Linked DNA regions of Mus musculus: region 1 is linked to region 2. The links are chromatin loops, found by intact Hi-C in ENCODE. Cell type or tissue: heart. All regions are shown on one strand. Links, peaks and the distances in the headings refer to the core of each region. The heading gives the core; the rest is flanking DNA.

The links. Peaks named below come from ENCODE experiments on the same cell type or tissue, not always from the same donor. Only the 100,000 strongest peaks of a DNase experiment are listed, where the experiment ranks them.
Region 1: a loop joins it to region 2, with 2.1 times the contacts of the local background. A loop is called at or near these places in 3 of 42 quality-filtered maps.

What each region holds. Positions count from the first base shown.
Region 1 is chr14:74,596,145-74,612,808 of GRCm38, reverse strand. It overlaps Gm41210 (a long non-coding RNA gene), which reads left to right. Exons shown (of 3, transcript XR_874820.3): 3 at 3,387-3,427. Among named protein-coding and RNA genes, the nearest start is that of Gm41210, 36 kb to the left of the region's middle. In heart, for the core only: no CTCF peak of the experiment used is centred there; no DNase peak of the experiment used is centred there.
Region 2 is chr14:74,545,846-74,562,509 of GRCm38, reverse strand. No RefSeq gene overlaps it. Among named protein-coding and RNA genes, the nearest start is that of Gm41210, 87 kb to the left of the region's middle. In heart, for the core only: no CTCF peak of the experiment used is centred there; a DNase peak (open chromatin) is centred at 8,659.

The DNA.
Region 1 (16,664 bases), core at 5,343-13,342, 49 kb before region 2:
CAGAAGACACCTTTATTCTGATGGCACAGAACACCATGTCCCTAATTTTTAAACCTGGTGGATTTTCAGTGTGATTCATCCGTTGCCTATAGACTCAATTCCTGACACTTGCCTGAAAGGAAAAGAATTCTCAGAATATCTTTGGCATCACGTTGAGAACTAGGAGCTACCTTTCTTAGACTCAGTACTGATGAGGCCGGACTTGTGCAGACATCCCAGTCCATCTCTTAATATCCAGTCGCTATAGCCAGCAACAACTGTCTTGGCACTCAGCTCTTGTCTATGAGGGGCTGTCACTCTTGTCCTTACCCTGTCCATGCCACAGCACCCAGGCACTCCTGCTCTTTCCCCAAGGACCCATCTACAAAGCAGCCATAGACACAGACCCACAGAGTAGAGAGGGAGCCATACCTGTAGTCAGCTCATAGACTATACAAAACCTCGACTCTTAATGAGCAGGAGTCCATGGGAAATCAGCAGAAATTAAAATAAGGTAAAGTGACTGATGCTACATTTTAAGTTACATTTGAGGGCATTTCTTTTAAATAAAATGATTTTTTGTTTTATAAGAAGATATTATCATTATCTTTTGTATTTGAGAATACAAGGATATACTTGAGCCCCTGCTCAAGCCAAGGAAACAGGTTTCAGGCTGGTTTACATAGTCCAGGTGTAGAACTCTATTGCAACTCATGGCATCCCTTGAAAAACAATGTCCTCTTAATATGCAATACTCTTTGTCTTCCTAAGTATTGAACAAAAACTAATATAAGGAAAGTTACAGAGGTCTAAAATGGATGATTCAACTACCAAAACAATATTCCATAGATTTCCTTTACACTGAAAATGGGTTGACCTAATGCAAGAAAAGAAGTATTCATTAAATCTGAGATGTATTATGATCAGTAATTATTAATACGAATGTTTTTTGCACCCTTTCTACTCCTGTTATATGAGCCTTAGTGTTTTGAGGGAACTAAAACAGAAATGAAATTGGCCTGTGATATGTCCTATATATCTTTAAAAAGATATATATTTATAATTAGAGCAAATTTAGGTTATTTTTTTTTCTTTGTGACAGTTTAATACATGAACACGACACATTGCTGTTACATCGATGTCTCCTTCTCCTCACCCCAGTATTATCTCTTACCCATGCTTCTCGGGTCTTCCTCTTCGGGACCCTTTCTTCTTACCAAATACACCCACTCTTGACGAGATGGCTTTTTGACCCCTGAGTCATGCTAGATTGTATAAGCATGGGCGGAGGTGCTTAGTTGCAGCAGGGACAGTAGCTACACAATGGCAGGAAATGACTTTGTCACTCAGCGTGATTCTCTGGAGCTTTGACATGTTCCATTTTTCTTGTATAGATCAACATGTTTTTTTTTTTAAACTCGAGTATATTCAGTAGCATAACTGTGCTACAGGATTGATTTATTATTTATTTATTATTTTTAGTGAAGCAATATAGCTTGCTTCTACTATTTTGATGACACAAATAAGAGATCCATAAATATCAATACAAGGACATTTGCATGAATGTTAATTTTTACTTCTCTGGGATTAATGCCCAGGGACAAAATGGCTGAGTGAAGCCTCCAGCTCTCTGAATAGCAGCTGTATAATTTTCAGTCACGCTAGCATCAGCTAAGAGATGTGGCTTCTCTGCATTGCTACAGCATTTGGTTGCTGTTTCTGCTTTTCATTTTAGTAGACAGGATTGCAGTGGCATCTCTTCATGTTACTAATTTCTAATTCCCTAATAGTGCTACTGGCCACCTCTTCTATGTCTACCCACTGCCCTATATTATGTTAACTGAATTGTCTTTATGTATTTTGTCCATTTTAAAAATTGATTTTATCAAAAGTACTGGGTTTTGATTATTGCTTACTTATATTCTAGATGGTGGTTTGTCTTCGGATTACAAATATTTCCCCCACATTGTAGTGTTTCTTTTTATATTTTACATAGGGTTCATTTAAAGAACAAAAATTTGTAATTTTGATGGGACTCACCACTCAAAAATGTATAAATCGTGAGTTTGGCACTATGGTTAAGCGTTTTCGTAGCTCTACCTAGACATCAAAGCTTTCTCACTACTTTTTAGGAGGTTCCACAGTTTTCTGTCTTCCTGTTGTGGATTTTGGGCAGTGTTTGCATAAGGTGAGGTTTCCATTCCTTGACTATAGATCCCCAGTGCTCTGGCACTATTCTTAAGGAACACTACAGTTTCTCTCTTGGCTTTTCTGTCTTTGCAAACAGGAAGTGAACCATTTTACATGGACTCCTTCCGGGTGCTCCCATTTGGATTTCACTGCTCACTGATAGGATACCCTCGGGGTGGGATCTTTACCTCTATCATGGAAGCTTGCTAGCTTCTCTTCCTCCTCCCTGCTGTGCTTTATGGAAATCCATTGGGAGTTTTCATCACACACTCTGCAAACAGAGATGCTCTTGTCTCTTCAGTTCTGTTGTCTTGGTTGACTGAAGTGGCTACAACTTCTAGCACTGCTTGGCGTGAGAGTGGGAGAGGAGATACTTTTGCCTTCTCTCTGCCACAATTAGGTGTAATGTTAGATGTAGGTGATTTTTTTTTTTATCAACGTATACAAGTCGCCTCCTACCCCTAGGTTTCGAGACATTTTCGGTGATCATGAATAGATGTTGAAGTTTGTCAAATTTTTTTTTGAAACAGTTGATATGACTATGTAACTTTTCCTTCCGCCACTTAATAAAGCAGATTTCGTACTACTGAAAGCATGAGGAGGCTGGAGTGATGGTCCAGCAGTTTAAAAAGCTCAGGTTGCTCTTGCAGAAAGCTTGTCTTGGTTTTCAGCATTGTTTAATCATCATCGCAGTGTGGGTACTTTGGGGTTTGCCTGCTCTGGGACTCATCTCTTGAATTATGAAAGTTACCGTTCTGCCAAATTTGGGAAATTTTAACCATTGTATCTTAGATTAATTTTTTTTCAGATTTACTCTTTTCCTTCTTTCTAAGTCTTCAAGTGTGTGTCAGTAACATTGAGTCCCTTGTTACCACTTTACAGCTCCCAGAACCTCTGTGCATGTTTTATCAGCATTCTCTCTCTCTCTCCCCCTCTCCCTCTCCCTCTCTGTCTGTCTGTCTGTCTGTCTGTCTGTCTCTGTCTCTGTTTTTGTTTCTGTTTTGTTCTTTGAGACAGGGTTTCTATGTGTAGTCCCAGCTGTCCTGGAACTTTCCTTGTAGATCAGGCTGGCCTCAAACACAGAGATTCATCTGCCTTTGCCTCCCAAAAGGTGTGTGCTGCAACCACCTCTTGGCTTTATTCTTTATGTCCTCTACTCCATTGTCTTATTGATTTTTTTGTATTCATGTGTTTATGCTTATATTATCTCTTTACAGTATCCACACACTGGCTGTAGAGGAGAAAGTAGGGAAAAGCCTCGAAGATATGGATACAGGGGAAAAATTCCTGAATAGAACAGCAATGGCTTGTGCTGTAAGATCGAGAATCGATAAATGGGACCTCATAAAATTGCAAAGCTTCTGCAAGGCAAAAGGCACCGTCAATAAGACAAAAGGACCACCAACAGATTGGGAAAGGATCTTTACCTATTCCAAATCGGATAGCGGACTAATATCCAATATATTTAAAGAACTCAAGAAGGTGGACTCCATAAAATCAAATAGCCCAATTAAAAATGGGGCTCAGAACTGAACAAAGAATTCTCACCTGAGGAATACCGAATGGCAGAGAAGCACCTGAAAAAATGTTCAACATCCTTAATCATCAGGGAAATGCAAATCAAAACAATCCTGAGATTCCACCTCACACCAGTCAGAATGGCTAAGATAAAAAATTCAGGTGACAGCAGATGCTGGCGAGGATGTGGAGAAAGAGGAACACTCCTCCCTTGTTGGTGGGATTGCAAGCTTGTACAACCCCTCTGGAAATCAGTCTGGCGGTTCCTCAGAAAATTGGACATAGTACTATCGGAGGATCCCGCAACACCTCTCCTGGGCATATATCCAGAAGATGTCCTAACCGGCAAGAAGGACACATGCTCCACTATATTCATAGCAGCCTTATTTATAATAGCCAGAAGCTGGAAAGAACCCAGATGCCCCTCAACAGAGGAATGGATACAGAAAATGTGGTACATTTACACAATGGAGTACTACTCAGCTATTAAAAAGAATGAATTTATGAAATTCCTAGGCAAATGGATGGACCTGGAGGGCATCCTCCTGAGTGCGGTAACAGAATCACAAAAGAACTCAAATGATATGTCCTCACTGATAAGTGGATATTAGCCCAGAAACTTAGTATACCCGAGATATAAGATACAATTTGCAAAACACATGAAACTGAAGAAGAATGAAGACGAAAGTGTGGACACTTTGCCCCTCCTTAGAATTGGGAACAAAACACCCATGGAAGAAGTTACAGAGACAAAATTTGGAGCTGTGACGAAAGGATGGACCATCTAGTGATTGCCATATCCAGGGATCCATTCCATAATCAGCTTCCAAACGCTGACACCATTGCATACACTAGCAAGATTTTGCTGAAAGGACCCAGATAGAGCTGTCTCTTGTGAGACTATGCCGGGGCCTAGCAAACACATAAGTGGATGATCACAGTCAGCTATTGGGTGGATCACAGGGCTCCCAATGGAGGAGCTAGAGAAAGTACCCAAGGAGTTAAAGGGATCTGCAACCCTATAGTGGAACAACATTATGAACTAACCAGTACCCTGGAGCTCTTGACTCTAGCTGCATATGTATCAAAAGATGGCCTAGTCGGCCATCACTGGAAAGAGAGGCCCATTGGACTTGCAAACTTTATATGCCCCAGTACAGGGGAACGCCAGGGCCAAAATGGGGAATGGGTGGGTAGGGCAGTGTGTGGGGGGGTCGGTATGGGGGACTTTTGGGATAGCATTGGAAATGTAAATGAGGAAAATACCTAATAAAAAAATTAAAAAAAAAAAAGCTCTGCTCATGATTCTAAATCCTGATCTGGTGTCCGTTCCTGTTCTCTGCTCCTTCCTAATCATTCTGAGCTCTTTCTGAAGGAATATATGGGTTTTTTACTGTTTTGTTGTCATTGAAAACTGTTATTTGTACATTTGATTATGAGATTCTAGGTCTTATTTAAGTCTCCCGTTGTTGGCATCTATGAAATTGTCCTACAGGGGAAGACACATATTTGCTACCTTGTCACTGTCAGATGGGAAGTAAATAACCAGGCTCTTCCCTGGGTCGAGGTTGTGAAGACCATTTCAGAGCAGAGGGCAGAGTCTGAGAAACCTGGGCAGGCTGAGTGGTCTGCTTGCTTGTCTACAGGGAAGTCATCTGGGCTGTGGCATGGGAGAAACTGAGCCTTAGAGAGGGAGTTTGCCTAGCAGGGTTTCTAGTTGATGGTTTATTATAGAGACTCTCACGGTTTCTAAGAAATATTTCCTAGTTCCAATTCATTTGTAAAACAAAGACGACAAAGATTTATTTCTACAATATTCAGGTAGTTTGAACACCACACGAATGAGCAGATTAAATATGAACAGAGCTGGGAAAATAGAATGAATGCCTCTCGGAAGTTTATGACAAAATTTTAAATTATAAATAATGGAGAGCAATAACCTTTCATAATAAGTAAGAAGAGGAGAAATAACATGAATTTGTAAAGATAACTGAAAACATTTAGATTCCATATGCATTGCTTACATGGTAATTTGAGGTACAATTTATTAATCGCAGTCTACTCAGTCATAAGATGTTCATTACATATTCCTGACAAACTTTCAACTGTCATTTTCTTGTCAGGAAGCCTGACATTCCCTCCAGTGTATGCTGTGCCTTTTAATGGTACTTAAAAAAAATCAGATTCCTGTGAACATTATTAGGTTAGAGATGTTCTGTCTCTGATAAAAAACTCTCAGATTGAACGGACCGCTATTTTCTGAAACCTGTTTACATTTCTAGTTACCTTGGCAGGCTTTTATATTTCCCCCATCCCCAACTAGTTTCTCCTAAACTGCCTCTGGCATTTCCTTGTTCATTAACAATTTATTTGGGGCCTCCGGTTATCCAGACTCTAGGCGCTGGGCAGACAGAAGTGAGCTGCAAGCAGTTAAGCATCTTCGGTGCATTTCCATCCCGTTTGAGAAGATAACTCGTAAACACACATGCAAAGGAATAGCCAAGATTTGGCACAATGATGTTGAGTTCTTAGTGAGGCAACTTGGCAGAAAGGCAGAGGCTAGAGGGCTATAGGTGGTGAGGGATAGGAGAACGGAGGATGCTCGAGAAAGGCTTTTCTGAACAACTAATACGGATGGCAAGGAGCCTCTGAGAACTGCAGTAAGGCTCTTTCAGGCAGAGTCAAAAGGAAATACAAATGTGCTTATGGGAAACTTGGGATACTTATGGAACAGCAGACATCCTAGGTAGCTAGACTGAAGTAGGTGAAGGCGCGTGGTGGATGAGGTTGGAGAAACCGGTGGCCCGCATACTATACAGGGGCCACAGCTTCGCAGAGTGGCAAGGGGATTCAGCAGAGTGGTTTGACCCCTTCCTGTAATACGGACTGAAGAAGCAAAAGTTCTTCCAGTGGACTGGAATTATCTGGAGAGGAAAGACCTACCCTGAATATGAACAGTCATTCCATGGGCTCGGGTCCCAGGCCGAATAAAAAAGAGGAAGCCTCACTGTGCACCCTGACTGTGGGCACGGTACCCTCAAACTGTGGACAGAAATAAATAGTTTTCTAAAGTTGACTTTGTCACCATTGTGTCACAGCAGCAAGAACAATGACCAATTCAGAGTCGAACAAACCTGGGGTCAATTCAATTTCTTCTGCTTACCAGGTAAGAAAAAAAAATCACTTACTTTGTGAGTCATTCAGCTTTAGTCTAGGGATAATTAAGAAATCAGGAATGTTTTTCTTACAGTATTATTGTGAGAATCAAAGTCATACAAAGACATTCTTCATAGTTCCAAAATTGTGGGAGAAGGCTTTTGTGTTCTTTGGAAATATCTTTAACATTGCTTAAAATGGAAAAAAAAGTGAGATAGGACTCACTGTATGTGTTAGGTTTTGCTTTTGGATTTTTTTTTGTTTGTTTTTGCTTTAGCGCAAGAAAGCGCCAGGAAGTGGGAGGCTTAACCTGTAGATGAATATTCTGAATATGAACCCTAGTAGGGCCAGAGCATGGCATTCAGCTTTCTGTGATTGTCACGGAACAAATGGCTATTTGAGAAGAAACGTTTGTTTTGGTTTCTGTCATTCTGGTCTGTGGTTGCTTGTGCCTGTGACACCACAGGAGGCCATAGTAGTAGGAATGGGTAGAAAAGAGCTGTTCTCCAGTGGTGACCAGAAGGAAAAGACAAACAGGCAGCATCCCAATATTCCCTTCAAATAGTGCCCTAATTGCACAGCTTTCGGAACTAGGCCACCTCTGAACAGTTCTGTCACCTTTCCATAGTGTCATAGGGTGACAATTTTAAACACCCGTGGGGAACACTCCAGACTCCACCTGTAGCCATGAGAAGAACGAGTTGATGACACATCTGTAGGGGTTTTTTTTTTTTTTTTTTTTTTTTTTTGATGGAAACAATTAGAATTGCTATTTATCGAGTTGTGAAAGACTGAGATAACATTTTTACTTTTGAAGAGTTCAAGTATTAAATTCCATTTTGGTCAGCAAAGTCGGGTGGTTTTTGAGACATTTAAGTGGGGATATTAAGTAAATGATTGGCTACATGAGCTTGCAAACAGGAGCTGGGGCTGGGGCTGGGTCTGGGTCTGGAGTACAGCATTAGATGGGTTTCAGAGCAGAGAGATTTAAAAAAGCTGTCTAAGGAGCAATAAGGGTGAAGAAAAGAAGATGGAGCCCTGGGATGCTCTGATAGTAAACTGGTTAAAATGAAGACAGCAGACAATACAGACAGTGAGGCTGGGAAGAAGTCTAGGAAATTGAGAAATCCAAGAGGCCAGAATTCTCCAAGAGGGCTGGAATGTGCCAAAAATTATTTAGCAGGAACAAGGAGAAGAGAGTGAACTGCTCATAAAAATACGCAAAACAGAGCTTATTCCATGACCTCGTTGATGGAAGATTTTGAGAAAAGCTGGGCTGGAAGTCTGACTGGGATGGATTTAGAACAGAACGCCAAGAAGGAAAGAAGAGTCAGCAAGGAAATAGAATTCCCCTGTGAAGAACGATGGGAAAGTCAGGCGTGACTGGGGGAGGGGGAGGACAGAGTTGGGGGACAGTGCTTCAGGTGTCTGTCAGCTGATGGGATTGATGCATTGAGAGGGGCATGGAAACCCGGAGGCAGAGGAGAGACAACTAGCTACGTGGATGAAGTAATAGAGTAAGTCACCAATGAGAATGGAAGAAAACAGATAAAAGCTTAGAGCGACATAAAAAAGTTCCACTTTAAACTGTTCGAGTTTTTGAAAGTATTTTTCCTACCATCTCCTTCAGTGCTGAGCTTCCAGCATCCAACACAGGATGTGCGATGTGATGTGCGCACGTGTTGCTCCACGGGCTCAGCGCACACGGCCTCAGAGCGGGATCTGCTCTCTTTGAGTCTAGGCATTCTAGTGAACCTGATATTACTGCATACCTGGAAGGTAAGCCCAGAACCTGTGCAGGCCAAGGGACAGAGAGCCCTGTCTCTGTCATAATCTTATCTGGTCCAGCTGTGCACAGAGAATGCAAGAAGACAGACTGGGGAGCAAGTGAAATTTTAAATGTAGATGCTAGATGGTAGAAGAACTCTTTTGTCTAGAGACTGACGTGGAAGCACCAAGTAAGAAAGAATAGGGCAAATACCCAAAGAGGATCAGAGACAGAAGACTGCCGTGCTGAGACAGAGAGCAACATTCAGGTTCCATGTGTGTTTATTCTCGATAAACATTTCTCCTTGAAGTTGCTAATTGTCTGAGCCACTTCTCTTTGCTTTGCTTTGAGCATCTATTAACTGTGCCTGGAGGGTCCTGACATGATTTTCTAACACACAGCTAACAAAATGATGAGAGTAAGAGGAGATGCTATGTAACACGATGCTAGTAAGAAAAGAGTTGGGCTTTCTGATGGATTTTCATGTCTGCATGGAGTGGGGGTGGATAACTCACAAATGGAGATTAGTAAAGAAATATGTAGGTTGCATCCAAACCTTCTGACTTTTCCCACCTCAGATTGCCGTCTCTGCCCACATCCAATAAAAGGTGCACAGTCATGCTTCCTGTTTTCTGGTGCTCACATTTCAGTCTTTACTGTTTGAACGTATGTAAAATAATTGGGTCTTTGGGACTACACACTCAGGCTGTGTCTGCTGTCTGAGTGTGCTGACATTCATCTTAGCAACCCACCCTGATATTTTCTCATGAAACTAAAGGGAAATAGAAATTCTTTATCCTCAACATTGGGCGGTGGTGTTGGAATGCATACACCAGCAGCGGCATGAACACACACATAAGGACTGACTTCCCTTTTGCCATCTCCACAAGAGACCACCATGGCCACATGGTTCTAAGCCTTGGCGCCTTTTCTCTGGAGGAAGAGAGCATCCACAGAACAGAAGTGGAGATATATATTCTCCGATTCTATTTTTCCATTCACAGAATTATGAGGGCTCCAGAATTTTCTCCTGGAGACCCTTGGGGTTTGGGAGAACTTATTGGGCTGTGGTAGCTGTGTGAAGTTAGCATCACCTCTCCAAGGCTGTGGGGAAGCCCTCGTCTGCTACTGCAATGCAGAATGGAAGCTCAGAGCTCAGATTGCTCCAAAACTCTACATGGAGCAGTAACAAGACCGCCCACCCAGTGTAAGCTGTGCCTTAAAAATCAAACTGTCTTCTTCCTCTCAGCATGCTGACTTCTGTGTCCGTTCTCCATCGCAATCCCTCTCTTCATGAAAGCATGTCTATATGGCCAGGATCTGGCACAGTTTCAATAGTATGTCAATGTTTATCTTTCGTCTCAAAAAACCAAGTAATTGTCCTTGAGAAACTGGATTGTAGATGTAGTCTGAGAAGGGATGCTAAACCAGTCCTGAGTCTGGCCACTAGGGGGCTGCAGCTCCTGCTGATTGTCTCTTGTAATCAGTGGTTTTCAACCTTCCTGATGACCCTTTAATACAGTTCCTCATGCCGTGGTGACCCCCAGCCATAAAATTATTTTCGTTGTTACTTTACAACTGTCATGTTGCTACTTTTTACGAATCGTAATGCAAATATCTATGTTTTCAGATGGTCTTTTAAGGTTGTGAGCCACAAGTTGAGAACACTGTAGCACACTGTCTTGGAGCCGGAGTGTAAACATGTAGTGTCTAATTGTTAAACTGGGAGGTTGGAAGGGAGGGAAGAAAGGGAGGGAGGGAGGGAGGGAGAGAGAGAGAGAGAGAGAGAGAGAGAGAGAGAGAGAGAGAGAGAGAGAGAGAGAGAGAGAGGCTCTCCCAAGTGCACTCAGTTTTCTAGCTACCCTCACCAAAGCCATAGGAAGCTGAACATAGACACTTTGGGACGTTCATACGGAATCAGACCAGCAGCTGATACTGAAGGATCACGTGCAGCAGAGCATGGAGCACAACAAGAAATGCCCAAGAAGCTGAGTGTAGTGGTGCACATCTGTAATCTTAGCACACAGAAGGTAGACACAGGAAGATTACCATGAGGTCAAGCCTAGACAAGGCTCACACGGTGGGACCTACTATCGCTTTCTTTTTAACTGTGGCTGCTCATCCCATTTCATTAAAAAAAAAAACTCTTAAAAGATAAGACTAGCAGTCAAGAGTAAAAAGTCATACAAGAAGCCATTTAAAGCCTCTATGTGTTCAGTATAATTGTTACCCAGCAGTTGGTAGAACAGGAAATAGCTCAAATAGCTCTGATGTCTTTGAAGAGTTTACTCTCCTCTTGAGACCCCTTGGTTTTCAGTGCAAGCAGGTTTTCCAAGGCCCCTTTGTTAGTGTCCCTGCCATCCTAGGCAGGTTCCTGGAGTTAGCTGCATACTGAAAAGCCTTCAATGTAGGTTGAAAAGGACAGAGACAGATTGTTGGAAGTAAGGAGTTGAAAGTCGTGGATGGAAAGTCAGCTTGGAGGAATCTCTGAGGAGAGAAATCAGGACCCACAGGATAGAGTCTGGATCCTTCCTTAAGGCTGGCTGAAGAAATCTGTTGTGTGTGCCCGAGTGGGTAGTAGGGAGGCATGCTTCACAGCTAGAGCCTGCTTTAGGAGGCAGGGAAGAGGGTAGGGAACAGAGAGTGTGGCCCCCACTTTTGCTGTAAACTCGCTTCTGGAAGTGTGACATGCTGGCCCTGCATGTTCCTCTTCCTGCTGCTGTCTTTTAGCAAAGCGCTGTCTTTGTCACTTCCACACACCAACCTCCCCCAGCCTCCAGAATAACCCTTAATCCCATGTTTCCTGCGGGTATATATTTTAGGGGAGAGAGAACTGAAAGAGAGAACCACATCATATTCAGCATGGCCCCAGCTAACAAAAGTTTCCTGTAGAACTCTGTTCTCTGTCTTTCTCATCCACCCACCCTGTCCCTCATCTTTGTACAATCCTTGATTTATCCAAAGAAGTTCAGCTGTTCTCCTGGACACTGAACCATTGGGCTCCCGGACAAATGACTGTGTCTTAACATATACCTTTCAGGAGACGAGGAGGAAAGGGGACTGTTTAAGGGAGGTTTGTGCAACATCTACTGAGTCTCCGTCCACCCCCACCCCCACTTTCTTTTTGACTTAGATTCTTAGGGCTTTGCTTACTTTCTCTCATCCACGTCGCTGGCTCCTCCAGGGTCGAACATGGTTAAGCTAAGTCCATCTTTCAGGTGATTCCTTTCTCAGTCCTGATGTTGACATGCCCTTGACCCTGAGACCTCTTAGAACAGCTTAAGCAGACCAGTGTCCTTGACTGAGCCAATGTCCTGGAATGCTTGAGAGATGAGGGATTTGTAATGAAGTGTTTTTAGGTTAAATTCATGTGAACAGTACCCTACCTTGGCTGCCTTTGTAGTTTCATCAGAATTCATTCTAGCCTAGTGTATCTAATTTTCTGTTATGGTCTAAACAGGTCTCCTTATTCCCCAAATTCACATGTCGACATCTTAACCATCAAGGTGATGGAGTTGGCTGGGTGGAGACTTAGCTCAGTGGTTAGAAGCCCCCACTGTTCCTGCAGACCTGAGTTTGATTCCCAGTTTCCACACAGTAGTTCTGAGCCACCTGTAACTCCAGTTCCACGGGATCCAATGCCTTCTTCTGACTTCTGTTGTCATCAGGAATGGACATAGTGGATATGGATCTGTATAGACAAAACACTCATATCCTACTACTTTAGCAAGCTAAAGAAACATTGAGAGCAAAAGAAACCTATGTTAGGGTTCTCTAGAGGAATAGATCAAGTAGAATGTATGTATATTATAAAGAGAGATTCCCTAGATTGGCTTATAATATGGGGACTAGATAGTCCAACAGTGTCCATCTGCATCAGAGAGGGGCTGAGAACCCAGTAGCAGCTCATTCCGTGAAGCTGAATACCCAGGAAGTACCACCTGATGCTGAAGGTATTGATGATTCCTGGAGAGTCACTGGTTTCTAGTCCATATCAAAGATGGAAGCAGTGTCAGCAAAAATGGCCACAGCAGCTGGGATAGTCAAACTCACTAGCAACACATAAGGAAGACAAGAAAGTGAGATGCTGTTTCTTTGGATCTCTTTATACCCTGGCAACTCACCAGATCATGCCATGTACTCTGAGAGGGAGCCTTCGCTCATTTCTTATTCCTTCCTGGACATGCCCATACACATATGTTTAGAAATGTCTCTTACTTGATTCCACATCCCTTCAAGTTGACAATCATGACTAACCCATGACAGTACCCACCGAACAATTCCAGTTGGCTACCCACAACCTTCTACCAGGGAAAATGACTCATTAGTTTGTTGACTAGATTCTTTATGGTGATGGTCTCATTATATTCCTTCTTACAGATCTTTCCACCTTCCAGCATGCTGGACAATCCCAGCATTGATCCACAGTTTGTCCCACATTAAGGAAATCTGAGGGAGCTTAAGTTGTCACTGAGTTGACCATATTTGTTATTTGCCAACAACCATGTCCCAATGAGGTATATTATGGAGCCTCATATCCTCTCTGACTCTAGGTAGGTCTCAAGGGCTTTTGTTGCTAGAGTTGGCAATAAAGAACTGAGTAATTCTCCTGCATCTCTGGCTCTCTAAGACTGCATTCATCTTGCATGGTTTCCTGAGGACCACCAGATCTTCCCTCTACTTTTCTGAGTGTTTCTGGTGTGCATTTACAAGTGCGTTCCTGTGTTCTTCCATATTCTATAGACACTGGTCCTGTCAGTTCAGTACCTTTCTCTTTCATAAAGCCTAAAGGAAACTCTTGACATTGTCAAAGAACTCTTTCACATGCTGTTTGTCTTCTTGCCAGAGACACAGGTGTTTTATGGGCCTGGGACAGCTTTTAATTTCTAATGTCTAAATTCTAACACTCTAATAATGAGGGAAACAGCACCATGAAGCTCACCTTCCTTTCTTATTTCTGGCCATGTTTATGCTGAGAAGGCCCAATTAATTAGTATTTTTAGGGGTGCAGTATCTTTCTCAGTAGCTCAGACTTTTAATCTTTCTGCCTCTGACACCCCAGTTGCACACTACAACTTTGATATAGTTTCTGAATGTTCACTTCTTTGCCAGTGTTGTTTATGGTTGTTGTCTATGAGCTCCCATGTCGTAGTTACTCTTTTCTTGGTGTGATTAAATACAATTAGTAAGGCAGCTTATACAAGAAGGAGTTGATTTTGGCTTGTGGTTGCAGAGGGAAAAGAGTCTATCCTGGTAGGCAGGCATGCCATCAGGCATGCCAGCCAGTGTCAGGAACAGGCAGCTGAGAGAACAAAGAGGAATTAGGACAAGACTATAACACTCAAAACCTGTGTGTGTGGATATTTCTCAATCAAACTACCACACTCTACAATAGTATTCTCTTTGGGAAATTCCATCTTTTCTGGGTTAAAGTGCTAGGAACTGTGGTTCAATCAACATATCGGTGCCAGTTGAAACTGGGTTACATAGGGATTCACAAGGAGTCTTTAAGATGTTGCCAATATGGTAAGTTACACATTATATCATCATCTGACTTTGTATCTGGAATACTTAAATATTAATCATCATAGCATATTGCTCACAGCTTTATTGCTGATGATTAGTCTCACAAGTTCCATCTGACTTGGAAGTGACATTCCAGGAATCATCATGACTTGAGGTCAAGTTGATTCCTGGGTGTTCTAGTTCATATGTTTGGCAATGATATTGGAAATTTATTTTTGGCCAAGTCAGATTTGCCTAGATCATATCCTACTGACCCTTGGCCAGGTTCATGATAGAAAACAATGCTCTTAGGAGTAAGAACTGATAGACCCAACACAAAGAGTCTGAGAGACAGCCTGGGAACCTTTCAGAGGAGAAAACTTTCTGAAGAGGAGAGACATAAAATGTAGGGACAAAGAAGTGTAGAATATGTGTAAATGTAGTTCCAAGAAAAGAGAAAGCAGCACGGGGAATTCTCAGATGTTGCTCTGTCCATAACCAGGAGCACAGGTGAGCTCCCTATGGCTGAAAAAAGCATCCTCCAAAGGCTAACAAGAAAGCTTGATTTCCCCTCTGCCATGCTTTTGGGAGGTGGTGGGATACTTAAGAGGAGGAACCTAGTGTGATGTCTTCTGGTCATTGAGGGTGTGCCCTTGAAATGAATGTCAGAACACCAGACCTGGCTTTCTTTTTTTTTCTTCAGTGATAGTGAGTTGAATGGACTTCCTTCATAATGCCCCACCCCCACCCCCTGCCACCATTAGCTAAGGATAGATGCTTCCAAATTGTGAGCCAAAACAAACCTTTCTTCTTTGTAAATTGATTATTTCAATTGTTTTGCTATAGTAACAGAAAGTTAACAGACTGAAAACATAAGCTTTAAAGTCATGTAGCTAGGTAGCAGAAATTTAATTCTATTACTGAGTCCTTTTAGGCTTTAAGATTTTAGGTTTCAGTGTTAAAATTAAGTAAGATAATATCTGTTGAGGACTTTTCCTGGTGCCTGGCATATATTTCCTCTTCTGATGGACTGGGATATATAAACTGACTAAACCTCTTCCTCCCCAAGTTGCTTTTGGGTCTTGATGCTTTGCAGTAGCAATAGTTACCCCAACTAAGACAAGGTGTTACCAGGATGGTGGGGTATAGCTGTGACAGACCTGACCATGTTGTTTTTGGGAGGATTGTGGAAGAACTTTGGAAGTTTGAGCTAGAAAAGCCATTGAATGTTCAGTGCTTGCTGAGCTGTTCTGTAGGAACTTGGAAGATGAGAATCTTGAGATATGTGATGATGGTGGCTGCCTGGCTTGTGAAGTTGCAGTGGGAGCAAAGACACTACCAGGTCATTTGTTTGGACAATCTGCAGTGTCTGGTCAGCTGAGGCTGAAGAATTGGCTGCGATTAACAAGAGACTAGAGATACTAACGTAAAACCTTTGTTTTGTTGGGACAATGGATGCTGGTCAGTTGGTGCTGAAGAGTTGGCTGTGACTAAGAAGAAGCAAGCATCACTGAGGAGAAAGCTTCTGGGAATTCTTTCCTGAGAGGCAGCACACAGAAGCTGTGTTCCAGAGGTGACCAAGGTTGTATCTTATGCTGGTCGGATCTTGGCACCATGAAGAAAGCCCAGGAGAGGCTATTGGTGAAAATGTAGCCCATTTGTAGGGGAAGACCCCAGCAGTTTTGGAGATGCAAGTGCCATGGGATAACCACCAAGAACAGCAGCAGTAGAAGTGGAGCCAGCCTGAGCTTAGAAGACAAGCTGTGTGTGCGGTAGAGGGTAGAGCTGTAGAAGTGACCCAAGCCCTTAGGAGGAGCCCAGAACATCGTGAGTAAATCCTAGATGTTGAACATTGCTTTGATCCGATTGCGACTGTGCACTGGTATTTCCCTCTTGAAGTAAAGAAGTCTTTAGCTTAGTTTTTATTTTACATGAGCACACAGCTGAGAGACTTAACTTTTAAAGAGATTTTAGGTTTTAAAAGAAACTTTGGATTATTAAAGTGACTGAATTTTTAGAATGTTCAAATTTTTAACGACTGATAAATTTTAAGTTTGTAAAATATTTTATATTGTGATGTCATTAATTCATGATCTTGGGGATGAACAAGAAAGAAAAGATGGCTTAACAGTGCCGTGTTTGTGTGCCAAATTGACAAGAGGTCAATGTGCTAGATAGTTTTATGTCACCATGACACAAACTAAAGTTTTCTGAGAGGAGGGAATTTCAGTTGAGAAAAATGCCTCCATAAGACCCAGATGTAAACCATTTTCTTAATGAAAGAAAATAAAAAGATACTTGAGTTTGGAGCCTATGTCTGAGGGATTTCCACCTTGTGCCTATTGATAGCCATGGTTATAGACATACTAGCCTGTGAAGTGTTCCTCTATAAAGTGGATATTATAATAATATCCATACATAAAATAAAGTAGGCATTGCTATGGTTTCATAATCAAAGTACAATATGGTTTGCTATGGAAAAAGGCTAACGAGCAAGCCAAGACCTCATTTAGGAAGGTTATTTAAGAGTCACATCTATTTTATAGGC
Region 2 (16,664 bases), core at 3,780-11,779:
TAGTAAACGTTCCACTCTTAGAATGATAAAAAAAATCCAAACAAGCCTCAAACAAAAACCTCAACACCCCCAAATCTTATTGGATTCCTTAAGAATCTTAGGATGAAGTGAAGGACTCATTTTGACTTTGCCTTATCCCCCACTCCGCATTCTTGGCTTGACATAAAATACAATTAGGTTAACGACTTAATGTCTTTATGTGATATAAGTAGGATTCCTCTTGAACGCAGTTTTCAGGCTTCTGAATTCTGTGCCTGTGGCAATTTCTGGCTGCCTTTAAAAGAAGAAATCCTGGAGTCAGAAAATTAGAGAATTGCATGCGTTGCACAAAAATTTAACATGTACCATGCAGTCTTTGTATTAAACATAGGAACAATGAAGGTAAATCGAGTAGTAAAATTTAAGAACTCTCAATATGTGTGGAGGTAGGGAGGTCACACAGATATCTGCTTAGTGTTCTAACCTCCCCTTTATTAAAGGTTCTAGAATTTTAATACTATGCATCAAGGATAATGAGGTTCCATTGATTTAAATTTGTGTGTATACATACTAGATTAAAAGAATGACTTCTTGTCAAGCAATTTGGATAGCAATGACACTAGTCAGTGGAATTTCCTCTAGAGCTGATTGTCCCCCATGGTCCTGTGACAGAGTGTGTGTAGGAAGGAGAACATTCCTTTGAAAGGAGCCCAGCTTTCTACTACTAGCCTCCATATGCTACTTGACGCTCATTTCTGAGTCCTTGTTCTGATTGATGTCGCTCTTTCATGTCTTGTTTCTTATCATATTTATAACATGTTTAACTCATTTCAAAATAGTTCTTATACATTTTTTAAAAACATGGTGTACTTTCTAGCAATTCAAACAATTTGATCACAAAGAAGCCTTGTGCTCTACAAACTCCCATTCTAAAATGGGAAAAGTAGTTCTGATCTTTCTAGGCCTGACCCCAAATGCCAGAAAAAATGTTACCTTTTGTGGCTGTGCAAACCACAGTATGAAGCTAACAGAACTGTTTCTGTGGTCTCAGAGTCTGTCAGCCCAGCATCTAGATCACTTGACAAATGCTAAAAACCCAATTTCTGGTCATGTTGACCTTCACCCCATGGTTAGGCAGAATGCTCAAGTTTCTCCCTTTTAGAAACATTAGCTCGGTGTGAGGTTGATTTATTTCTTATTTGTATTCTCTATAAGACTATTCTTAATGAGAAGGGGATTAAGATGTGCCTGCCTGCTTTATAACCCAAAGCCAGTTCTACTGTTTCATATAGCATTAAAAATGTGATGATTTACTTTCTATGATTTTTTTTGCTCTGTTGTCATCATATATATATATATATATATATAGGCAGGTGACATAGTTCAGTGGGAAAAAGGTGCTTGCCATCAAGCAAGATGACATGATTAAAGTTCCTGGTACTCATATGATGGAAGGAGAGAACTGACTCCATGATTTTCCTCTGACTCCTCATATATGTCATGGCATCTGCCTTTTTTTCTTTCTTTCTTTCTTTCTTTCTTTCTTTCTTTCTTTCTTTCTTTCTTTCTTTCTTTCTTTCTTCCTTTCTTTCTTCCATTTCTAAAGACATGTGCAATATTAACAAATATTTAAAAATAGATATTGAAAGTAGCAGTGTGTCTTTCATGGGACTTGTTTTAGCCAACATCTGGTTTCAAAATAGTTATCATTAGAAGGCATGAGTACTTGGACATCTCTTTCTGGTAGGACTGATCTATGAGACACCTTGCGTGAGGACACTGTTTGCTGCCTTTCTTATCAGCAGACCCTCCCAACAGCTAGTCTTTGTAGTTTTTTTCAGAGAAGTGAATGTGCCAGTTTTCCACACCAGATCACACGCTTTGATGCTCCACAATTACAGGAATCTTTCTTTTCAAAAATTACGAACCATGTCCTAGTTCCAGATTCTTTTTTTTTTACTTCTGAGATATATTTTTGATTTTTAAAAAGAACTCATCCTAACACTATTTTCAGTTTGCCATCTATAACTATTCCTTGGCTGTATAAGTTATGTGGAGTCCTCAACTTTTATTTTCATCTGAAGGCTTCTTTTTCTGAATGACTGGGATCTTAGTGTCAGTGTAGGAGAAAACCCCAGTGGTTTGTTAAAAGTATTTATAGAAAAGGGGGATCAAAATACAGTAAACTGTAAATTTGTACAAGTAGGTGAAAGTTCTAGTTTTAAATCTATGGCTTTCTAGCTCAGATGTGGTCAAAACATCCAGCAGCCCTTTTCTGCTTTTTCCCCTCACTCATTCTTTACTTAGGAACCAATTTTTGTTTGATCTCCAACTTTATTCCCCATATAACAGGGCCTAGATATCACAGGTCAGGGGTGGGTATTTGCTTGCTTGCTTTATGGTGAAGATTTTAAATTTAGATTTAAAATTGTGGTTTAAACTATCGCTAGAAGCAAGAATGATTTAAAAAGGGCAAAAAAAAAAAGATGAGTCAGCGAAGCCAGTCTAGCTTCTTTTAGGTACCAAATGTTGACAAGACATTTTGAAATACATTCATGGAAAAGGCCATGAATCCATAATAGCAAAAGAGTGGTTAATAATGTATGTAAGGGGTAGTTGTTATCATAAGCATACATAATAAGCGTAAGTGTACTTGGATAATAAAATCACATTATTTTTACAAAAATTTTGTCACTGCATGTAGCCTTTGAATACATTTACAAATTATATTTTAAAATAAGATATATACTTTTGTGTAAGCAGAAGGGAAATCTTGTATAAAATAGAGACTCTGAAGAGTAGAAGATACCAACAAGCATTGACTGCCATATGAAATAAGCTAGTAAATTGGAAACAGACATTAATGAAATCTGTTGGCCATGATAGTGATCTCAAGAGATTTGTTTGCAATGAAATGAATTAATCTCCTAAGCAGGCTCCCTATTGATAGACATTAACGTCTAGCTGGCTCCAATAACTAAACAAAGCATTTGCTAAGAAACATACACTGTGAAATGTCAGTAGACTAGACCCATATATCATAGTGACAGGACAGTAGATTAGAGATTAGGACTCAGTCGTCTTCAGAAAGCAGGGAGCTTGGGAGGAAAGACAGAAGAACAGAAGTAATGTAGACACAGCCTTTGTATATAAAGCTTTCAAAAATAAAAATTAAAGACCCTTGAACCTTAAAACCATGAATGTATAAAGGGAGGCAGCTTACAATTCTCCATGTCACCTGTTTGATTTACTTCAAGCAACAAAATCTAAGTCCACATCTCACCCCAAGGTCTCTTAGCCAGAAGCTCAGAATCTGTGGGTTTAATTTGTCTGAGATTTGTTTTATGTTTGGGTTTGGTTAAGATTAACAAAGCTATGAGGATTCTCCAAATAGGAGAAATAGCAATGTGTCAAAATGTGGATCATGAGAAACAAAAGATCTTCACATTAAAAAAATTGATAACTGGCTTTTACATAAGAGATATAGGCTTCATGATTATTGTAGTGTAAATGGTTAGCTATTAGTGACACTTGGTATAGGCAAGACTCAGCTTCCTAAATTTGTAGTTACAGTTAAACTAAGGAAATTCAGTCAAATTTATATCTATGTATAAATGCTGAATAAAATTTGTCTTCAAATAAACCATCAGAAATGTGAGTTAATATTAAACTAAAAACAATAGAGCATATGCATACACAATTGAGCACGCACACATGGATGCACACCCATATGTACACACACACACACACACAGACACACTCGTGTGCATATGCACACATGCACACACTTTTCCTTAAATGAAAAACTCTTGACCATCAACATTCTTGTTCCTTGATCAGGAGATTTAACATTTAAAGCCATCATGCTCACCCATATGAAAGTTTAATCTGCCTTTCTGTGCTTTTAAGAAGTGGCCGAGGAGCACAACTGCTCGGTGACTCACCCCACTGTGATGTGCCTGCATCCAAGGCCAGCCTTGTTTCAGCCACTGCTGACTTGGAGGCAGATATCACGCTGGGTGAGCACGGGATTTGCAGAAGGAGTGCTTTTCCTTGAGCATCAGCTCTCTAGATCTCTCCCTCTTTGCTCTGGTCCTAGCTAATAGAGCAACACATGCAAGGACACTGAAATGTTAGCATGGGCTATTCGTTCTTGTCTATTCTGCTTCTTCTGTGGGGGAACTCTCCCTTTTTTTTTTTATCACTCAGTACTTCTTGGTGACTGCTATTACACTTTTTGGTTCTGCCCTGTTGAGGTGCGTGTTCTGTGCCCCCTTGCCTAATAACCCCACTGAAGACGAGCCTGACTGAGACTGTGTTAGAGTTTGTGTACAATGGATCTGGGGAAGAATCCCACTCAGCCCCCAACTTGAACTTCATTTTGCTAATTGATAGCTATTGTCCTGGAGGGTGACAATGCCAATCATCACTAACCCATGAAAAGGTTCGATGGTCAAAAGGTGAGCTGAGAGGGATGCCTAGAGAGAAGTTTGATGGGAGCTGGGAAGAATGATGCTGGCTGTATTTGGGTGACTCAGGACTCTCCTGGTTTGTAGCGCACACATCCCCAGTTCAGTGTGCTGGTGGCTTACTCTACCCTGTGCAGACATTTTATTTCCCTTTGGATTCCTTGATAACTCTTTTGATGGGCTTGATTTTCAACTGCACATATTAAGTGAGTCTAGAAGGGTATAGCTTCTTCTCTCTGTTCTTAGGACAACAGTGGAGGGTGAATATTCTTGTTACTCCCTTTGTGCACACAGGGAAGGAAACCTAAGAGAAATGAAGTAACCGTAGTAAATGGTAAAGGAGCCTCTACTCACATATACTTGTGGTTCCAGAGCCTGACTTTTTGCCACTAAGCTATGTTGCTCCATTGGTGGCAAATGTTTATTATAACTACTTTTTATGACAAAACTCATGTGATACATTATCTGTTACTGTTGTATTGGTCACCTCATTTTTTTTTTTTTTGCTATAACTAAGTCCCGGTGGTATATAAAGAAAGATCTGTTCAGTACTTGATCTTTCAGTTGGAAGTCTGACTGGACAGCCTTGTCTATTTGGCCTCTAGTGAGAGCCCCCTTGCTGTATCTCCTAGTGGATAGCGATAGCATCATGGTGTGAATACATGGAAGTCAAGTGATTATGTAGCCATCTAGGCAGCCAAAGAGGAAGCAAGTTATTTTCTTATATAACCACCCTTTTAGAACTAACCAGGGCTCCAAAAGAACTGCATTAATTTCTTTTGATGTATATACAATCATTTTGCATTGGGCACCAACCCCTGATATTCTGCCACTATTACACTGAGGAATGAACCTCCTGCACATGATCTCCTAGAGAGCCAGTCATGTCCAAACCATACCCTCCCTTAAATCAGCGACGAGCTGCAGCTCCTTTGTATGCACTCACAAGAGCACATTGCACATAACTTTACCAAACTTCATGACAGCAAGGTTTTGATGGCAGCTAAAGCCTGGATCTAGCATTAATATTCACACCTGGGTATCACCAAATGATACAGATCTGCTTGCTCTTCTGTAAAATCAGTCATTAAATATATACCTGCACACTGTTCCTTCAAACTCCAGGATTTTTAGTGTAACAACGCAGTATGTTTTCCCCACATGTTCCTTTCCTATAAATTAGAGCACTTTTTAATTTTATTTCAGTGCTTCTATTACCATGTATGAATTATACATAATGTCTTTCACTGTGACACTTTCATGCATGTACATGAAGCATTTTGATCATATTTAACCCAACTACCCTTTCTTTGCCCTTCAAATCCCTGCTCACCCTTTTCCTCTTCCCAGCCACACACAGTTTACTTTCGTGTAATTTTTTCATTACCCTATAAGCTACAAGCTTCACTGGGGTTGTTTATAGGAGCATGAGCATCTTGCTTGTGGCTACACAACAGAAGACATTTTCTCTCCCTTTCCTGTTATCCATACCTTGCATATAAACTCTCATCAGGTAGGGCCCCATGAGCCTCTCCTCTTTCTTTGACAAAGTGTGACAGACCCAATCAATAGGAGATTGTGTGTAGAATAATACCAGATGACGTCAGCAGCCATGCCATACTCAGAAGTCAGCATTTCACACATTGCCACATTTCTCCTGATCTCCTGTTCTTTCTGCCTCTTATGCAGGGATTTCTCAGCCTTGAAATGGGTGCTACATATGTCTCACTTAAAGCTGTGTATTCAAAGGTCATTTATTATCTTTACTTTGACTAGTTATGAGTCTCTGTAGTCATTGTTGCATGACAATAATATGGCAAAAAGAAGCTTCTTGGATCAAAGCTGATAGCAGAGCTATTCTCTGGGAATAAAAAGCTTGTAGAAGGCAATTTAACAGGCACATCACATTCACTTAAGAAAACAACAACAGTAGTTTCCCCATGAAGGCCTGTAACATTACCAGCCAAAGGTTTCTGTCTTAGTCTGCAGTAGCAGGCTGGAATTCCTTCCTGTGGAGTGGGAATTCTCCAACCAGAAAGCAGTTGGTCACTCTTGTAACAGACTTGTCACATGAGTGCACCAGTGAGTCCATTTGGTGTGCTTCTTCAGATTGGTCTACACGTGGTTCAGAGCTGAGTAAGACTGTCTATGATAACTCTCTCCCAGAAGCCTGCATGGCACCTTCTGCAATAGTGAGGGGCTAGCCAGTGTGGAGGAAGCGTCCAGTGAGCTTGATCTCACTTTGTCCTGTAACAAAGGCATTTGGCATCTTCAGCAGTAGGGACTCACCATCTAGTTTTGCTGATGATCAACAGCAGTAGCAATTGCCTGTATTGTTTTAGGAGCTTTGGGGACTTCTTTGGTCAACAGCTTGTAGGGAGATAGCTAATAACCAGGACAGGGATTTTTACTTAACAACTTACAGCTTCTAGAAGCAGCTTTATCCACCCACAAAGGATACTTGCATTCAAACTTTAAAAATTACTGTAATTTGGTTAGCATACTACTTACCGTGTTCTGGTATGGCTTTTTTCATACATCATTAGGTTTGATTGGCCCTCCCCCCACTTACTCCTCTCTCTAACTTCCTATTAAACTCCCCACATCAACCTGTCTGTAATATTCCTCTTTCCATTTTTATAACATTTGGTTCTATTACAACCTACCTACATTTTTGTTGTCGGTCCAATACCTGAACATTCATTTCATGAATTAATATATATGTCTTTATATATTATTCAAGCTTTTATGAGAATAAATTCATTAGAGTGTCCACCAGGAGCCCTATTTTCTCTTTAAGCACCAGTTTATTATGACATTTGTTAAGATGTATTTATAAATCATCCTCATTCATTACTAAGTTAGTGTTCCATCACTGTAACAAAATGCCTGACAAAATCAACTTAGTGGAGAAAAGATTTAATTTGGCTTGTGGTTTCAGTCCATGTCTGGCTAGCTCACTTCTCTGGACTTTTGTCAAGACAGAAGCATCACCTCATGATGGTTAGGAAGCAGTGAGACAGTTAGGGGAGGGTTAGGGACAATCTATACTCTTCCTGGTCATTCCTCCATGACACTTTTCCTTCAACTCAGGGTAGCTTCTACTTTTCACTACCTCCCAATAACATTATTAAATTGTGAATGTGCCAATGGGTGAGGATATCAATCCATAAATCCATAAATTATTATCCACAATTCTATTATATCCTAAGTTGCCACCTGCCTTAGTTAGGGCTTTATTGCTGTGAAGAGACACTACATTTGTGGCAACACTTATAAAGGAAAACATTTCATTGGGGCTGGCTTATAGTTTCAGAGGTTCAGTTCATTGTCATCATGATGGGAAGCATGGCAGCATGCAGGCAGACATGGTGCTGGAGAAGGCGCTGAGAACTCTGCATCTTAATCTGCAGGCAGCAAAAGGAGACTATGTGTCATACTGGGCATAGCTTGAATATAGGAGACCTCAAAGTTTGCCTCCATAGTGATTCAGTTCCTTCAGCAGGGCCACACCTACTCCAACAAGACCACACTTCATAATAGTATCACTCTGTATGGGCCTATGGGGGCCAATTACATTGAAACGACGACACTACCTCTGAATGCTACTTTAGGGAGGGCCATGGCTTCTGGAATACACGATATGCCAGGGATAATTTCAGACACTACCAACGACAATTATAGGTGTTATACAAAAATTTTTTCTAAAATATGATTTTGATAAACTTGGGTGTGTCTGTGTTTCCACTTGCTATGCTCTGTCTCAATAACTTGTTTTAAGACCTGACTAGATGGTATTTACTTCCCCTTACTAATTTTCTATAGTTAGTTTAAATTTACTGCTTACAGCCCATATTTTCTTCAGATAATCTTAGACTCTGTCTAGCGCTCTTTACTTGTTTTATTATAAATACATTTTGTTTAATGATTTCTTTATTATTAAAGAATAGTTGGCTAGTAATGGACAGTAAGTAGTGAGCCTTCATGCAGCTTTGAGAGAGAGGATTTGTTATTTACAACACAACAAATAATGAGAACATCGATGGTACCATTAATTATCTCTGGTACTCAATCCTTAGAAGCAATTCAATGGGCTCAGTATGTACTAGGCTGTACAATAGAAAAATAACACATGGCAGAGAGTTCAGCTGTTTACTTAGAAATAGGAACTAAGCCAGCTCCTCCTGCACCCTGGGAAGCAACAGTCACAGTACAATGGCTTTGAAGTTGCCTTGAATTTTATTTTCCTGTGAATAGCTAAGGAAGTTGCTTAACAATAAAAGGAAGCTAAGCTTTGACACACCCAACAAGGATGTTCAGGAATATCCAGGACTCATAGTGGACACATTCTCTCAATCATTTGCCCATTGTACTACAGTCTTAACTAAACCCATGTTTCATGTTGCCAATATCATATGCTGATATCATAGCTCCAATGATATAACACAGGAGGCAAAACCCATTAATTCAGTCTGTTTTATGCAATACTTAAGAATGTTGTCTGCAAGATTATGATCACTAGGATGAAGTCAGTCTTCAGTATTCATCTTATCCATGAGCACATGTATCCTTTTTATAATTGGATATTTTCTTTATTTACATTTCAAATGTTATCCCCTTTCCCAGTCCCCCACAATCCCCAGAAAACCTCTATCCCACACCCTTCCCTTGCTTCTATGAGGGTGTTCCCCCACCAATCCACCCACTCCTGCCTCCCTGTCTTGGTATTCCCCTACACTGGGGCATCAAGCCTTCAGGAGACCAAGGGCCTCTTCTCCCATTCTCTGCCTCATATGAGACTGGAGCCATGGGTCCCTGCATATGTATTCTTTGGTTGGTGGTTTAGTTCCTGGGAGATCTGTGGGGTCTGGTTGGTTGATATTGTTGTTCTTCCTATGGAGTTGAAAACCCCTTCAAGCAACTTCAGTCCTTTCTCTAACTCCTCCATTGGGGACCCCATGCTCAGTCTAATGGTTGGCTGTGAGCATCAGCCTCTACATTTGTCAGGCTCTGACAGGAGACAGCTATATCAGGCTCCTGTCAGCAAGCACTTCTTGGCATCAGCTATAGTGCCTGGGTTTGGTGTCTGTATATGGAATGGATCTCCAGGTGTGGCAATTTCTGGATGGCTCCACACTTTGTCTCTGTATTTGCTCCTGTGAGTATTTTGTTCCCCTTTCTAAGAAGGGCCAAAGTACCCACAATTTTGTCTTCCTTCTTCTTGAGCTTCAAATGGTCTGTGAATTGTATCTTGGGTATTCTGAGGTTTTGAGCTAATATCTACTTATCAGTGAATGCATACCATGCGTGTTCTTTTGTGATTGGGTTACCTCACTCAGAGTGATATTTTCTAGTTCCATTCACTTGCCTAAGAATTTTATGAATTCATTGTTTTTAATAACTGAGTAGTACTCCATTGTATAAATGTGCCACATCTTCTGTATTCACTCCTCTGTTGAGGGGCATCTGGGTTCTTTTCAGCTTCTGGATATTATAAATAATGCTGCTATGAACATAGTGAAGCATGTGTTCTTGTTATATGTTGGAGCATTTTTTGGGTATAAGCCCAGTAGTTGTGTTGCTGGGTTCTCAGGTAATACTATGTACAATTTACTATGGAACTGATAGACTGATTTCCAGAGTGGTTGAACCAGCTTATAATACCACCAACAATGGAGGACTGTTTCTCTTTCTCCACATCCTCACCAGCATCTGCTGTCACCTGAGGTTTTTTTTTTTTTTTTTTTTTTTTTTTAATCTTAGCCTTTCTGAGTGGTATGAGGTGGAATCTCAGGGTTGTTTTGATTTGCATTTCTCTGATGACTAAGGATGTTGAACATTTCTTTAGGTGCTTCTCGGTCATTCAATATTCCTCAGTTGAGAATTCTTTGTTTAGCCCTGTACCCCATTTTTAATAGGGTTATTTGATTCTCTGGAGTCTAACTTCTTGACTTCTTTGTATATATTGAATATTAGTCCTCTATTGGATGCAGGATTGCTAAAAAATCTTTTCCCAATCTGTTGGTTGCTGTTTTGTCCTATTGATAGTGCACATGTATCCTTGACCCAACCTGCTGAATTACATCTAGAGAGGTCTAGTAAGGCTTACCTCAGATAGTTGTTTAGATTCTTTTCCTAGAATAAGGTAGATAGTTGTGACTGATAGTATTAATGTAAATATAACATGGGGTGAAATTAGCCATATACAGTCTTCTACAGTCAGTTATAAAGTAGTTTAATGCCTGTCTACTCTTTTATGACCCATTCAAGGTGCTATTAACTTGATGATATCTATGTTTCTCTCTCATTGTCTCTATGATGCTAAGTATGAAGAAGGGTTCATGATTGTTACATCTCTAGACTTTAATATGGAACCAGGAGTCAGTGTAATACTGATGGTTTATCCTCACTTACCTGGTACCTCTATTATAGAAAGAATTAATGTCAGTTCTGGCAATTGCAGTGGATAGTGAGTGGGCCAAACACCATCCTTCATCCAGAGCTAGATGTTCTATATCATACTGTCCTTCACATGTACACCTATGACTAAATGCAATGATGCTCCAGCTGAGTAGTCCCTGATAAACTCCACTTTAGTTATGATATATGTGGGTTTGTTTAAGCCTTGTGCATAATGTCAGACAGAGACTCAACTGCTATACATAGTGAAACCCATACTGCTTAGACCTCACAGAACACATATGAATGAGTCACTGTTAAGGGAGATTGTTAGTCCCTATGGGGCTGTGTATGGGGGGAGTCAGAACCACACTAGGAACTGTTGACAATATTCTCAAGCCAACAGAATGACTCACAGAAGGCATTGTTGGCATCACATCTGGATAAGGATGTTAAATTCAGTAGGGAGTCACTTTATTGGTGTAGTAGCCAATTGACTTGGGGGGCGGGGGGGGGGACGCAAGTGACTGCTTTGCCAAGCTCTGGGACTAAATCTAGGGGGGAAGTGATGTATTTCTCTGGACATCTAGATAATACGTGGAATTTGAAAAGTTCCCCACAGCCCATGTTTGAACACTTGAAGTGCTGTGTTGAAGGTTGAGGAGCCTTTAAGGAAGTAGGTCCTGGTGGCCAGACATGGGTTCCTACAGGTGGCCTTTGACTGTTGTGCTTTTCCAGGTTGAAATGTAGCTTTCTCTGTTTCCTGATTCCTTCCCAGATGAATAGCTCTGCTGCACACTGTTACTAGTATGGCTGAAGAGAGTCTACCATGACTTCTGCAACATGGCCTGGGATGTCTGAAGTCATGAACCCAGATTCTTTTTTGCCAGGCACTGAGTCATAATGTAAAAATAGTGAACATATATCCTTTCAACCCTTGTAAGAAGCTGACCCTATCACCTTAGATACCAGAGTTACTTTTCTTCCTTCATAGGCACATAGCTTGTCCCAATCTACTGGTCACCTCTCCCTTTTCTCAGCTTAAGGAATTAGGGGCTAATAATGGCAAATATAGTGGCAGAGTTGCTTGCGTCACTATTTTATTAGTGGCATTGTGGGGACTACAAGATCTAAAAATTCTATAGGTAGCTCATTCTAATGATCTATGTTGTTCTTTGCCCAGAATGCCAGGGCCAAGAAGTGGGAGTGGGTGGGTAGGGGAGTGTGGGGGGGTATAAGGGACTTTTGGGATAGCACTGGAAATGTAAATGAAGAAAATACCTAATAAAAAATTTTTTTTAAAAAGTATAGTTCAAGCAATAGGTTGGAGGTTTCTGCACAATAGATAAAATTAGGCAGATATTATAGACAAAGTGAGAAAAGACAGGAAAGCAGATTGTATATTGTCAGTTGGTGAGAATCACAGATGTGGCATCTCTATCCTGCTCTCTGCCTCTTCTGTCCTGATTTCCCCAAGCAGTGCATCTTCCCTTCTTTAGAGCAGCTACATTTTCTATGCTGAATGTTTGTGTACAATGCTTATCCACAATCATGGCAGCATATTCCATCCTGCACTTCCTTTTCAGTAAACTATTTAAATATGATTATGTCTTTTCATGATGATCATATGAATCTGAGATTTCTATCGAATAGTATGTCCATTTTTTCACTATTTATATTTCGTTGTTAGTAGGATGCTGTACTGGCTAGTTTTGTGTCAACTTGACACAGCTGGGGTTATCACAGAGAAAGGAGCTTCAGTTGAGGAGATGCCTCCATGAGATCCAACTCTAAGGCATTTTCTCAATTAGTGATCAAGGGGGAAGGGCCCCTTGTGGGTGGGACCATCCCTGGGCTGGTAGTCTTGGGTTCTATAAGAGAGCAGGCTGAGCAAGCCAGGGGAGGCAAGCCAGTAAAGAACATCCCTCCATGGCCTCTGCATCGGATCCTGCTTTCTGACCTGCTTGAGTTCCAGTCCTGACTTCCTTGGTGATGAACAATCAGTATGGAAGTGTAAGCCGAATAAACCCTTTCCTCCCCAACTTGCTTCTTGGTCATGATGTTTGTGCAGGAATAGAAACCCTGACTAAGACAAATTGGTACCAGCAGAGTGGGGTATTCCTGTGACAACCTGACCATGTTTTGGGGAGGTCTGTGGAAGGACTTTGGAACGTTGGTCTTGAAGATCCATTCGTTGTTAAGAGCTCTGTGGGATGTTGTGTAGGAGCTTGGAAGATAACGTTGAGAACAGTGCAGAAGATGGAGGCCTGGCTTGTGAAATTTCAGAGGGAAAATTAAAGACTCTTTTCAGGGCCATTGCTGTTTTGACTGTGAAGATTCTGTAGTTCTGGTTAGCTGGGGCTGAAGAATCAGCTGTGATTAACAGGATACCAGAACTACTAAAGCAAAAACTTTGCATTACTGGGACTATTGATGCTGGTTAGCTGGAGCTAAGAAATTAGCAGTGATTAAGAAGAGACCAGCATCATTTAGGTGACATCTCCTGAGAAGTGTTTTCTGAGAGCACAGTGGCTGTGTTCCAGATATAGCCAAAGTTGTACCTTGTGCTGTGGCTGGACTTGGTAATGTGTAAGGGTCACCCAGGTGGTACTGGTTTTGAAGGCATGAAGGAGTTGAGCAGAGCAGCTGAGGCTTGGCACTGTGAGAGACCATGGAAGGCCATTGGTGAAAGTCCAGCCTCAGTTGCAATTGATGGCCCAGGACTGAAGGGGTCATGCAGTGTTTTGGAGATGCCAGTACCATGAGATGACCACCAAGAGCAGCAGCAGCAGTGGAGTACAGGCATCTGGAGCCTAGAGGATGACACGTGTGCTACAAAGGGCATGGCTGGAGAAGTGACCCAAGCCCTTGGAGGAGCCCAGAAGATCGTAAGTTGGATCCCAGACATTGGATGGTTGGAGATTGACTTTTGCTTTTGATTGGCTGTGCCCTAATATTTTCCCTCTTGAAGGAAGAAACTGTTTTAGTGGAGCCCACAGTTAAGAGACTTTTAATTGTAAAAAGACTTTGGATTTTAAAAGAGATGGATATTTTAAAGAGATTGAAATTTTAAAAATATGTAAAGACTGTGGGACTTTTAAAGTTATTTAGATCTTGGGGATGAATAAGAATGTAAGGGTTGAGGCTTACTAGTGATGTGTTTGTGTGTCAAGTTGACAAGGGGTCAATTGTACTGGCTAGTTTTGTGTCAACTTGACACAGCTGGGGTTATCACAGAGAAAGGAGCTTCAGTTGAGGAAATGCCTCCATGAGATCCAACTCTAAGGCATTTTCTCAATTAGTGATCAAGGGGGAAGGGCCCCTTGTGGGTGGGACCATCCCTGGGCTGGTAGTCTTGGGTTCTATAAGAGAGCAGGCTGAGCAAGCCAGGGGAGGCAAGCCAGTAAAGAACATCCCTCCATGGCCTCTGCATCGGATCCTGCTTTCTGACCTGCTTGAGTTCCAGTCCTGACTTCCTTGGTGATGAACAAGCAGTATGGAAGTGTAAGCCGAATAAACCCTTTCCTCCCCAACTTGCTTCTTGGTCATGATGTTTGTGCAGGAATAGAAACCTGACTAAGACAGATGCCGTTGTCTTATTGAAAGTAACTTGGATTTCCAAGAACATTGTATTGCTCAGTCTTCAATGCTACTACAGTGGAGTTGATGCTGAAAGAACCATTAATGATGGTTAGGTGCTAGTGATAGGAAGAAATGCGTTGCTATTAGAGTATCAGTGTAATCTATTGGTTGGGAGTTGGTAGACCCCTTGAGTTTCTTTGCAAAAGTATACAATTTCTGGACTTAGACAAAGCAGAGAGATCTTAGAATCAGGTCTAGTCTATCTTCTCACTGAAGATGAGGTGCAGGAATGGAGTAAAGCAATGGAGGTACCAAGGGAGCACTTGGTTCTCAGGAAGCATACCATTGCTTTTTTTCAGTACAGTGATGATAGTCTTTATGGAGGAATATAGCCTAAAATAGCTATCACATGGCACCTTGAGTTTCTTCTACATGTCTTCTCTGGGGATCAATTTCCTAGTTATTTTCAACTGAGCCCACTGACTCTTTAAATGACTTAATTAATTCTGTCATGCTTTTTTGCTTTTTAAAGGATGACTCCTGAAACTAATTGGTATATTACAAGGAAAGAGGATGAATACTGGGAAGAACTCCAGCACTGAGCTGGGTAAACACTGCATCCAGAGTGAATATTGTAACAGCTACATGAGCAGAACAACCCTACACAACACCGTGGTCCGATGGACTTCTCTGGCTGAACCACGGTCAGGAAAACCATATTCGGTGGAGAGTCCTCACTTGCATATTTGTTCACTATGTTCAAAGAACGATTACTTCTTTTGTCTAAATTGGCTGTCTTCATGTATTTACTTGAGAGAGAGAGAGAAAGACACAGAGAGAGAGACAGGCAGAGAGAGAGACAGAGACAGAGAGACAGAGAGACAGAGAGAGAGCGAGAAATAGCTTGCTTATGGAGTTGAATTGCTAGATGTTTCAGCAGTCCTAACAGTGCTATTAAAAAAAACACTATTCTGTTTTCTTTGAAAGCCATGACGTTTACACACACACACACACACACACACACACACACACACACACACACACACACAAATCATATATTTATATATATATATATATATATATATATATATACATATATATATATATACACACACACACACACACACACACACACATATATATATATATATATATATATATATATATATATATATATATATCAATGGATCAAATGATTGTAGGTCCTCTTTCCTCATTCCTGATAGAAAAAAAGAGAGGCTACTCATAAGGACTTCCAAGGACTCAAGTGGAGGCAAGAAGTGATGTGGCAAAGAAGAGTCTTATTGTCAGTGATAGCATCCAGGGGAATGTGTAGAGAGAAAATCTAGGCAGAATGTGGGCAGCTTCCTGAGGCATTTCTCGATTTTTCTGAGTCTAGAATTATTGAGAGAGCACAAATCCCAATGATTCAAATTAAATGAGATGTTGAAATTAATATAAATATTATCAACAACATCATAAGGACAGAGTCAATGGTTTTGGCCCAATGGGCCTCTGTGATAGTATCAGAACAGATCTCAGAGATCCTTAGTCAGTCGTTCATTGGCCCTTTCATTCAGGGGTCCTGCAGAGTTCACAGTCATCCTAGAGAGAGGTTCTGATGACAGGGCATGGGAACACTTTGGATAACAAGCAGTGGGTATTTCCTCACTTGCATGGCCCATTTCAGTGTGTTATGATTAAGCAATGTGACCACTTTTCTAAGAGGGAAAAAGTCTAAATAGTGAAGAGATGATGTGCTTGGTGAGAGCCACTCTCATAATTCAAAGCTTATATAGGGTACACATATCCTACAGGCTACAGGAAACTTTTTATGTTATTTTTATATATTTAACATTATAATGTTAATTGATTGTTAAATTTAGGGTTACGATAGCTTTGTGATAACATAAATGTTTATAGTATATGGCTAAGTTGCTATATACAAGCTATGTTGATTTAAATATACATTATATAAAAAGATACAGCAATGTAGGCCGGGTGTGGTGGTGCACACCTTTAATCCCAGCACTCGGGAGGCAGAGGCAGGTGGATTTCTGAGTTCGAGGCCAGCCTGGTCTACAAAGTGAGTTCCAGGACAGCCAGAGCTATACAGAGAAACCCTGTCTCAAAAAACCAAAAAAAAAAAAAAAAAAAAAAAAAGATACAGCAATGTAAAAATAGTTGTGTCAAGGTTTGCTACTTATGCTACTTATATTTCCTCTATTTTTAAAT